2 separate regions of the Homo sapiens genome follow, and region 1 is linked to region 2. The links are chromatin contacts, found by Hi-C or POLR2A ChIA-PET in ENCODE. All regions are on one chromosome and are shown on one strand. The core of a region is the stretch at or near the end of the contact, and the rest is flanking DNA. Distances in the headings are between cores, read along the strand shown. Region 1 overlaps SAMD4A (sterile alpha motif domain containing 4A). Region 2 overlaps SAMD4A (sterile alpha motif domain containing 4A).

Region 1 (5,980 bases), core at 3,416-5,915, 100 kb before region 2:
TCTGAAATCACAGAAACAGGGCTTGTCAAAGAGGGACACACAGCTCAGAGACAGTGGGACTCTTAGTACCTGGGCTGGTTAGAGGCCATAACTGAATAGGTAACTAATCGCTAACCACGGGAGGTTACTGCTAGGATAGTCCTCATCTTCACATGGATGCTGAGAACAATACAATACGTACACTGTACTTGAATTCCATTATTTCATGGAGCCAATATGCTTCTTTCCATCTGATTTTTTAATCCATGCTATCTCCTCCACTGAGAGGCATCCTTGGGGAAGCTGTCAGTTATCCAAGGACTTCACTGGCTATTGAGATTGGAGCTAAATGTTTACCTAACTTAATGGACTTACAGGGATTTGTACATAGAAACCCACACCCATTTCTTCATACTTTTCTGAGCTTAACTGAAGTCATAAGGGATATGACATGAACTTGGCCTCTGCCTCTAAGGAAACATCAATTATACCTGAGGTGCCAGGGTCTTTTCCTGATGACTTTCTATAAAGGGCTCATACACTCTATATCATAATGAACACTTCTTGGTTCCCACTGCTGCCACCAAATTCAGGAATATCTCCGTAGGAGCCAACGTGCTGTGGCAACCAAGCACAGTGCCTCACACCAAGCTTCTGATTTGCAGACAGGGCCGTGGGTTTAGAGCCAGGCTGAATGCCACACCTCAATCAAAAGTCGTGCTAGGTAAATGCCTCTGTTCTCCAAAGGAACCAAGGCCTGGAGGCAGTACAGGCTTGTATTCTTGTGGGAAGGAGATTAAAACAGGTGACAGGTGCCTTGGCGACAGTGCCAATTTGGGGTGAAGACAGATCTTCAGGTTTAGGCAATGGTGACCACAAAGCTGATTTTGGTGTTACCTCTTGTGCTGGAGCACTTTGTTTGGCATAAAGTGACAGAGGAAATACTGTCATGGGCAGAAAGAGGCTACAAGAAAATAGGCCATGCAGTTGTGGAATTGACGAGGGGGCCAGTGGCAGAGTAGCAGTGGTTGTTTCATCCCCAGCCCCTCCCCTTTTTAAACTAAGAGATCTCATTTGAAGTGATGACAAACAGAGGGTCATATGGACATTCGGGCAGAAGTTTTTTTTTTTTCCTATGAGTAGGCAGGAAGAGTAGTAAATACAGACTTCTGAGAAGCTTAGCAGTGTGGTGCTAGCTGCCCCAGCATGTCTCTAGCCAGAGGCTTCTAGATGTTCTTGCTTGTAGACTGATGTGCAGCAGACAATGGCTAACGGTTCATTCAGACCTCAGCTACCCAGAAGTCCTATTCAAATGCTGCCAAATTAAGTATACCTTTAAAAAAAAATCTCAACCTAGATTAGAAATTGGCAAGTCCAGCAGAACTGAGGTCCTCAATTTATACTGCATTTGTGACTTTCATAATAGTGTGGGTAGAGGGACAGCATATTTCAGGATGGATTCATTATATTGAAAAGCATACTGAAAATTACTCAGGGGAACAAAATTGTGCCTTTTTCCTCTTAAAACATGGAAACCAACATTTAATAATTGTATACAGTATGAATCCAAAATTGCTTGTATTTTTAAAAACCTCTATAAAAATTTTAGATCCGTATATACACATATATATGCCAGTATGCACGCATGCATATATCATTAGGACACTAATTTTTGGAACTTTTTAAATTCAAATGAATCCGAAGTAAATAATAAGTATTAGGTAAGTCTAGTTGAAATATGGAAACAGCAGTTAAAAGTAATCTTGCTACAGCAGTCGGGCAGTGTGATGGGAGTTCAGAGGTTCTTATAATCTTGTTTTAAACTTGGTCATACTATCAGGACCAGTCAACTCTTCTGACCTCATCTAACCTAATGATTTTTTCATCTCCTAGCATCTTTAATGAGAACTCTTTCAGCACCTTTTACGGGGAAAATATGACACCTGGCTCTGCATTCTGTTCATTTAAGTATTTTCTTTAAACCCTGGGATTCAGATTTCTTTCCCATTTCCTTTGACCAACTTTGACTCCATCTCGATTTTATTTATTGAAATAAGAGTCAGGAAAAGATGTTTCAGAATATTTAGTACTCTTTAAGGAAAATTAACTATAACTACCTTTTTTCTGCCTTCTAATATGAGAAATAAGGGGGTTTATGGATGGAAGAAAGTCTGGGATACTGGCCCAACTATCTCCTTGGTTCATTGTTAGGTTAAATACATACCTCACTGTCAAGGAGAAAAGTGATCCACATAAGCAAATAGTCCAGATAACTGAAGCTTGAGTCTTACACCAAAACTTTATCCCAACAAACTTTAACAAAGATTTGTCAAAGATACATTGCGTATTTCTCTGCTATCTTTAAATTTACACGCTGAATGCAGTTTATGCTTTAAAAATTATTTAAAGCATAATTTTTAATAATTTATAATAAATTAAATGATTTAAAAATTATTTAAAGCATGCTTTAAAAATGTTATGAACATATATTCCTAACATTTTAGAACTGGAAGCCTTCTGAAAGAATATAATTTAGTAATGCCTAATCTGGGAGCTGTGGGTCTCTGGGTAGTAGAAAGACCCCAAAATCCCTACGTACACCAAGCCTTGTTAGTGGATGAAATACTATGTCATGGATGACTTTTCTACATATAGAGAGGGTATTGGAATTAATACAACAAATTAATATAATGTAAATTAAACCTATGCTGAGTACATAGACCTTTCGTCTTTTTTAAAAAAATCAGCAGATTTGAAATACAATTGTGGTTTTAATGGGGACCCCGATTTTTAAATATTAGCTATTAACTTACACCGTTCATGTGTACTCTTGGTCTAGCACACTCATTTGACAGAGATGATTTGTTGCTTTATGCCGTCTTTGTTGAGTGAGCCTTCAATGGGCAGTCTGGGTAGCCTCAGGAACCTGTGTGCTGTATACCTTCAATTGTTCAACTATCTCCTCAAATTCAAGCCAACCATTATTTCTTTTTGCTGTCACTATGTGTTTTGAACTATTTCCAGGCTTAGCATTTTGTTTTAGAGTCTAGAAGCTGAAGCTGCTGAAACTGTCAGAAATTTGACTTCCTTTTGAATAAGGGCATTAAATATTCCTACACTCCTAATATCATTCTCTATACCAAACCAAATTCCCTGGGTTCTCAACCCAAGGTTGGGTTCTGTGCTCTCATCATGCCCTATGAGTCCAGCCACATAGAGATGATTTGCAACTTTAATCTTTTTTCCTTCTAAGCTAGTCTCTCTTCATTTTTAATTCAAGAAGCTGCCTTTCTCATAGAAAAACATACGCTTCATTAAATTTTCAAATTTCAAGATGCTCACATGATATAATTCAATCCAAATAGCTAGCACAACTAAACCTTATAAAAATAAGTCATAGCAATTTAGGGGTTTTAAAAGGTAGAATGAGGATGCCAAGTGTTTGCACATTATTTTAAAATATCTTACAATATTCTTCTTGAATTAAGAGGTCCTGGCCAATTCCCTGTGACTCAGGTGATGTATGCTGTGTGTCCACATACTTAGGACAAAGCAGGGCAGAATTTTACTTCTATGTTGCTAATTTTACTCATCTGTTACTTTAACAATATTTTCTAGGCTCATTCCCCAAAGAAATTCAGAAGTATCACTAGAACCTTTGCTGAAAACAAAAATTTGAGGCTTCACAGCATATAATTCTTAAGTTTTGCTGCAGGAGATAGTTTGATACTTATCAAGTCTAAAGAAGAAAAAGCTCAGCCCACTGCTAGCTACAAAAAGGTGATTGTTTCAAAGGAATTGGGAAGGGTTGGGTGTTTCTGTTCATTTTGTTAGGTTTCGGCCTGCTTCTCAGGGATATTCCAGTTTCTATCCCACAAATTTTTTCGATAACACCAGTTTCAGAGCATCTAAGAACCACTAAAGGCTTTCAATTTTCAAAGAATGTTCTGCTAACACCACTTGTATAAATAATTCCAGGCATTTGCTTTAAAAAAGTCAACATTTTAAGCAAGGCTCAGTGGTGAAATGATATTACACCCTGGATTCCTCTTCTTTAGTTGGTTTTGTGGTGTCACAACCAGTAATCTGAAGCCCTGTGGTGGGAATCTTTGGAGAAGAAAAGATTAATAGTACTTCAAGAATACATTTTGAAACATACAAAACCAGAGTATTTGATCAGTGACATCATGCAAACAAACAACAAAAAAAATAACACCAGATTTGTGTAAGTGGGGTAGAAGGGAGAGGAAGAGAGGGGAATATTAATCACTAAGGTTAAAAATAACATGCTCTGTCATCACTGCTTCAGGGAATAGATTAAAAGCCAATCTGAAAGGTTAAAAGCCTCAACTCTGCATGCTTGCTCTCTGCTTCTTGACCAAAGGCTTGAAAAACCAGTGCTTAGAACATCTGGACACCAGAAGACGATTCCCCTAAACAGACTTTGGACTCCACCTCATTCCGGGGGAAGAAGAGAGAACATGCTACAAAGCAAAGATGTGGTTGGTGGACGGGATGTTCCTGACAAGCCCAAGGAGGAAGCCACACACTTTCGGTGAAAAGAAAGTGTATACTTGCCTATGCAAATCAGACCAAAGGGAGACTCTAGAAGAAGAAAAAGCTGCAAAGAACATCACAACAGGGATGACAAATACACACAGCTAACTTCCTCTTTCCCCCATGACATCTCGTTTTTATTCAGCACTGAAATGAAAGCATTCTGATGCAGGGAAAAGCACATGGGGAGGCTTTCCTAGTACCGTGAGTCCTTGTCACTGGTGTCAGCTCTTACTACTCTACAGATGGCTCAGTTTTTGGGCAGAGCAAAGATGTATGTTTCTGCCTTCACATTATCACTTAAACATTTGAGCTTTTAAGAAATAAATTAGAATGCTTCTGGCAGACTTTTATTATTGCACTAATCTTTGGTATATTTCATCTGTCCTCTTTTGTCAGCCTCTATAATGGCAAAACTGGGTGTCATCCAGTAGAAAATCTATTTTAGATAACGGCTGTTTGACTTTACATTGTCATTATTTATGAAATACCTAGACAAGAAGCCAATATGTATATACTTTAAATAGAAATCAGTAAATTTCATCCACACTTAGCTTCAAATCAAGAAATCCTAAAAGGACACTACCTCAATCCTCTCATTCCATCCTATCAAAACCAATGACAACTTCCATCAACTATGAAAGCAATTTTCCACCTTTGAAGCAAATGTGTAGGCTAATTCAAGAAACGATGGGATCAACCTGGCTATTTTGAAGTCTCCTTCATACTGGGTTAACTTCTACTTTCCTGTACTGTTTCTTTTTGTATCTACCATTATACTAAACCCTTAAGTTTGTCCATGAATTTCTATCCACATAAAATGAAGATATTTCTAGAAATGAGTTTAGACAGAACTGTAGAATTTTATTATTTCACCAAGTAGGGAAAATAATGGAGTTAAGCAAGTGGCCAGGAGTGAATTTAAGCCGATATTTCTTTTTTAATGTTCCCACGTATCTGTAAAAATGCTCCAGTCACTGTGTGTAGAGAAGCGAGATAGTAGAGAAACTCAGGAAGCTAGATGACAAAAACTTGCCTCCTACCCTTTTCTTAAAAGATAACTCTCAAATTGTAAGTGCTGTTTCATCAGCTCACATGCCTATGCAGAAAGTGCTTCTGAGGTTTATGCAATACAGCATCCATCCCGCGCTTAACGGCACCACCTAGACTGCTACTGAGTGTGGGAACCAGCAAGACCATCCAAGTTTGGAACTTCAAATAGCCAGGATTTCATGACTGAGCCACCAAGACCCTCTCAGAGCATCAGTCCCAAGGAGATGGCCAGAGTCGCTGAACAAATCATCAGGGTGTCCTTTTACACCTTGTTGCTACCAGCACTTGTCAAGAAGAGCAGTGAGTCAATTGCTTGAATGGAGGTACCAAAGGATATTTTAAAACTGTGTCTACTAACTCCTGTCTTGAGCTGAACCGCAGGCCAGGTCTT
Region 2 (5,575 bases), core at 163-2,662:
AACTGTCATTAGCAGTTACCAATAAGATGGGAAGGGACAGATAAAACGAAATATTCATGTATCACTCTGTATGCCATACTGGGGCTTACTGATTGAATCTGGTACAATAAAAACATATTTGTATTAGCTTCCTAGGATGACTGTAAAATACCACAAACTGGGTAACTTAAAACAACAGAAATTTATTCTCACAGTTCTGAAAACAAATCAGGTTGTCTGAAATCAAGATGTGTCAGCAGGGCCATGCTCTCCCTGAGACACTAAGTAGAATCTGTCGTTGCCTCTTCCAAGCTTCTGGTGGTGGCCGTCAATCCTGGGCATTGCTTGGCTTGCAGCTGCCTCACTCTAATCTCTGCCTCTGTGATTATTAATACCTGGTGCTCTTCCTGTGTGTCTCTCTTCATATGGCATTGTCGGCTTCTTATAGGGATACCCAGTCACATTGGATTAGGGCCCACCATCACGTCATAACTTCATTTTAACTTGTCTACATCTGCAAAGACCCTATTTCCAAAGAAGGTCACATTCATAACTACTGGAGGTTAGAACTTTGACATTCTGGGGGAGGCAGGACACAATTCAACCTGTAACAATATTTGTGTTTAAAAAAAAACCAAAACTACAGTTAAGGTTCCTTGAACACCCTATTTATGAGCCCATACAGATCCATTAGAGACAATACTATGAGAATGAAGAACCTGGATTAAGGAGCCACACTGTAGAGGTTCAAATCCCAGCTCAGCCACTTACAAGCTACATAACTTTGAGGCAGTTCATTAACTTCCCAGTGCCTCAGTTTCCTTATCTGTAAAATAGCAGCACATAGGTCAAACGGTTGTTAGGAGGATTAAATGAGTTATCAAGTACTTAGTACAATGCCTGGTACACACTAAGTACTCAATCAACATGAGCAATTGTTGATATGATTATCACCATTTTCAGCATCCCAAAGACTCCCCTAGGAAGCATTCTTGGGGACAGAGCATGCTTTATTTTTATAGCACCTACTGAAGGCCTATTTCCATAGCTGCTTCCCCAATAGTCTCATGCTTGACTTTCAGAGCATCAGCAATTTCATCTGATGCAGAGTTATACTGCTGCAGTAAATATTCTTCATCCATGCCATTATTCAATTCCCTTCCTTGGTGCAGACCCCTCTGTGACATGGCAGTGATGCTCATGAAGGCCGGCGGAGTCTCCAAGCAGCACCACCTAGACCGTCCGGGCAAAGCGCCTGTCACTTCACATGCAGCCCCAGGAAGGGACACAGAGCAGTCTTCGGCCTCAGTCCTCCCACCTTCTGTGATCAGGGCCCTATATTTGGATTTTGATCTCGGCCTGACTTGCTGCTAAATCTGTAACCAGTTACTCTTACAGGGTTGTGGGGGAGGAGTCATGTTGCTATGGCAATCCAACAACTCTGGGAGAAGGAGAGGAGAGGAAATGGAATTTCAAGGCCCGAGACCACCAAGACTCAGAAATACCCATTTCTGCGTGTGTGCCACAGAAATGAATCTTGATATGCTAAAATAAACAGACCTCTCTTCTCTTTTTCCCAAATTTCCAACCATTGACAAAAATAAAAGCCTGCTTATACAAGAACTCTATTCACATGTCATTTCCTAACAGGACAGAAACTAAAACTCACACTTCATTCAGCAAGTCAGGAAGTCAGCTGATTTCCTTTAAAACCCTCTCTGCATGAAACGAGCAATTGTCTAGTCTGGATTTTATACATAATATTACTTTTTGACCTGCAGTTTACAAATAAACTAACAGAGAGACACAGATAAAGCTTCGGCTTTCTCATCTCCCACTGGTTTAAAGGAGCAGGAGGAGGGCAAGGAAGGATGTAAAAAACTGCCTGGTAACCGAAAGACCTCATCTTCAACAATGACTTCTACCCTGCCCAGGCAGTAACAGCCGCTGACAAAAAGCTGAGCTGACTTGTTAGGGTCTCACACCACTGTTTTCCTGTCCACATTCTGGTAGAGCTTCTAAGGAATCTATCTGAAAGGCAAATCAGAGTCAAACACATACACAAACACAAATCAGGGATTAAGACTGTCTGTGTGCTAGATATTCAGGAGCTAGATCATCTAATGAATGGGCTAAAGAACGTTCTGGTAGGCTAGTCCAGGACAGGATCAGCCACGGAGCAGCAAATGTAACGGACAAGCTGCGTCTTTGAAAAACTACTCTGGTTAACCTTAGGACTCACATCTTAGGGGAGTTGTATGACAAAATTTCTTTAAAAAAAAAGTCAGAAGCACCCCTCAATCTGATTCTCTTTACTTTCTGTCCTTTTTACCTCTTTTTCCAAGACAGTTTTTCTGAGCTTGAGCTAGGGTAGGGTAAGTACTGAAGGAAAATTTAATTCCAGAGTCTGGGGGTTGGATGTAAAAAGGTAATGAGTTAGTTGAGTTATAGTTATGTAATTTTTCCGAATTTTTAAGGAAATAGCAATTGCTTAGAATTACAGAATAAGATTATATGGATGAACAGGTCAGAGAAATAAGATGTAATTGGGAGAAAAACCCTGAAGCAAGAGTCAGAAGACTCCAGTCCTTGGCTTGGCTCTCCCACTTACCCAGTCAAATAATCACGGACAAACTATTTAACTTCCCTGAACTTCTGTTTCTTCAGCTCTAAAATGGGTATAATAATGCCTGCCCTGACTTCAATTATGAGATCAAATGAAGTCACATATGTGCAAGTCTTCTGTAAACTATTAAGAACTTTTCAGTGAATGTATTGCTATTCTACCAGAATCCAGATGTGTTGAACAGAGAATTGCTGTTCTCCTGCTTGTATATCCCTCAGCCTCCATAGGAATTCCTTATATCTAGTAGGAAAAACAAACGCAACTGGAAACAAACATGTCCTAACTAAATATGCATATAGGAGGGGTTTTTAGTACAAGTTTCCAAAAGCAGGTTTAAGGGAGACCCGTTCGACTTGGAAAGTCAAAGTTGGCCATCACCTAGCAATCAGCAACGTATCCACAAGGTACCGAACACCTGTGGGCAAAGCCACTCTCCCTTCCTGAATGGCACCTTTATAATGAGAACACTCACTGTTGTGCAAGAGATAAGAAGTTTTAGTTCATAAAATTCTAGTTGGTAGCATGCCATGTCAATTAGCTTCTTACTCCATGTTCACAGCATTATCACTAAATTAGAACTAATTACCATCTCAATTGACAATTTAGAAGCCATTAAAATATAGATTAGCCTGAAAGAAATACAGTATCCTGTGGAAAGTGAAATTCTGATGGAGAAGAGATAAAGTCTAACATCTAACATTTACTGTGGTAATGACCCTGTAACTGGTGCTAAAACAGGATGTTAATTAAACTAGAGCCACTATTTTTCCTGACCTCCTGGAAGCTAGAGTCTAAAAAAAAACAAGATGTCTCTTTCTGTCCCTCATGCATGCACATGTGCGCACTCGCGCGCGCGCGCGCGCACACACACACACACACACACACACACACACACACACACACACACCTAGCAGTAGAGCTGCTATTCTGTAAGTATGTCCCACAGTCAACACCAAGCCTCGGTCAGGAGCTAAACACAGACTTTGCTTAGCATGCTTCGGAAACAACTAAAAGTTTGAAGCAGAAGTCAAGAGATACCAAATTAGAGCGGGACAATTTAAAGGTACAATGCATGGGGGAAATGAAGTAGGGAAGAAAATAGGCAAAGTCAAGTAAGAGTGACCATTAGTCATGAGCTGAACATGCCCCGTGAGCAAAGCTGCACAAGGTGAGTTCAAAATTTTGATTAAAAAATTTATTATAAAGCTCTTTTCCTTAGGTACTTTCTAAGTACTTTACATTTCAAACCAGCAGCTGCTTAACTATGTGGCCCTTTCTCTGAGAAACTTGCAAATATGGGGACACATTTTTAAAGAGGTATGGAGGGATTTAACATTACATTTTGTAAACATCACCTGGTGATCTGAAGAATCACAGTTTGTCAATAAACAAGCCCCACCTGGGTTCACAAACAAATCAAAATGGCTTTGCCAGGTTCTGGAAGGAAACTTATTCTTGCTATTTTCACTGCTGAACTTTCGGGCAGCTCATCTCAGAATGACAATGTTTACATTCCATTCCCTACAACCTCACACCCTGGTGCAGGGAAGACTAATGACAGAATGTCACGAAGCAGAAATGCAGAAACATAGGAGTAATTGCGCAGCAAGTCAGAGAGCTTTCGATCTGAATGCACGCAACAGCAGGAAAGCCCATTACTCCAACTGCTGAAATTATGTCTCACTGGAGTGAAGTCTACAGAAATATTTATAGAATTAGCAAAATACTATCATTGGCAGTTTTGGGGATTGCCTAATCTCCTGAAAACCTTTTATGGGCTGTGGGGAAAGAGCTGGGGGGAGGGGGACATAGGAAGCCATCCACCAGAAAAATGGTTAGGTGTTAAAAAAAAGAAATGATAACTTTGCCATAGTAGCACAGTGTTAAAGAAAGCATGGGAAACCAAATTCAGGTCATAAATTCATCCTGAAGCACACACTGACTGACTATTGCTGTCATTCCAGATATGTATTTCAAAGACTTCTATTAGTGACAAAATCCCTACATTTGCAAAGCATCCTGAAAGGTTGTATTTATTTTTCTGATACTTAAAAACAACAACAACAACAAAAACTGTATATCCGTGCTGTATCCTTTCTGATTTAGTTATTTATGGCCACTTACCTCCAAACAACAAAAAAAAAAATCTCTTCTCCCCAGGTTGCCCTTTATATTACAAAGTAATTATGGTGCTCACCAACTGAATTTAGTAATTGAGGATAATTGTATAGCCATATAAGTAAAACTATTTGCTTTCTTGCCAATTTGGTCAGTTTTCAGTCTATTAACAATCACAAGCAACTCAGAGAGGAGACAGCATTTACTTTTGAATCTCAACTACATGCTTTTTACCAAACTTCAGTCAGCACATCATTTGTGCTCAGTTAAATTGGTTGTTGCTGAAATTCCCCGCTAGCATTGAAATAGCTGTCAGGGCAGGTAGTCTTCGAAAGTTCTTAGATCTGCACTGTTTGGGCTCCTTGGCTCAGTCAGGGTTTGTGTAATAAGGGTCAATGGAGGTGGTTCCGAAAGAGAAATATACAGAGCCCTTCCGTGATGTCTGATGCCTTCTTTTTCTTTCCCACATCGCACACTGGCATGTAAGTTATCACGTGACCGGAGAGGGCATAATAGAAATTAAATAAGAGTGGGCCGGGCGCGGTGGCTTGCGCCTGTAATCCCAGCACTTTGGGAGGCCAAGGTGGGTGGATCACAAGGTCAGGAATTCGAGACCAGCCTGGCCAACATGGTGAAACCCTGTCTCTACTAAAAATACAAAAATTAGACGGGCGCGGTGGCAGGCGCCTGTGCTCCAGCTACTCGGGAGGCTGAGACAAGTGAATCGCTAGAACCCGGGAGGCGGAGTTTGCAGTGAGCCAAGATCGCGCCACCGCACTCCAGCCTGAGCAAGAGTGAGACTCCATCTCAAAAAGAAAAAAAAAAGGAATTAAATAAGAGTGGATGAAATCA

Evidence for each region. A loop is a pair of places that touch in the nucleus more often than their neighbours do. ChIA-PET counts read pairs that join two places held with the same protein, here RNA polymerase II (POLR2A). Pooled maps may share reads with other maps.
Region 1: a map of naive thymus-derived CD4-positive, alpha-beta T cell shows a loop between it and region 2 (1.8-fold over the local background). The contact joins two enhancer-like sites. A Hi-C loop is called at or near these places in 1 of 168 maps with a recorded cell type or tissue (naive thymus-derived CD4-positive, alpha-beta T cell), 8 of 37 single-sample maps with no recorded cell type and 14 of 50 pooled maps. POLR2A ChIA-PET finds 5 or more read pairs at or near these places in 2 of 52 experiments (activated CD4-positive, alpha-beta T cell and activated naive CD8-positive, alpha-beta T cell).

The regions. Positions count from the first base shown.
Region 1 is chr14:54,728,961-54,734,940 of GRCh38, reverse strand. The region is part of intron 3 of SAMD4A (sterile alpha motif domain containing 4A); the gene reads right to left. Among named protein-coding and RNA genes, the nearest start is that of SAMD4A-AS1, 44 kb to the right of the region's middle. RefSeq lists enhancers at 4,190-4,269, 4,370-4,489 and a silencer at 4,276-4,570. Within about 2 kb of position 4,665, at least 11 of the 41 ENCODE cell types and tissues checked have a DNase peak (open chromatin) inside an H3K27ac peak, as active enhancers do.
Region 2 is chr14:54,623,953-54,629,527 of GRCh38, reverse strand. All of the region lies in intron 2 of SAMD4A (sterile alpha motif domain containing 4A), which reads right to left. LOC112268133 (a long non-coding RNA gene) reads right to left here. Exons shown (of 2, transcript XR_002957606.2): 2 at 1-5,575. Among named protein-coding and RNA genes, the nearest start is that of SAMD4A, 60 kb to the right of the region's middle. Within about 2 kb of position 1,412, at least 26 of the 41 ENCODE cell types and tissues checked have a DNase peak (open chromatin) inside an H3K27ac peak, as active enhancers do.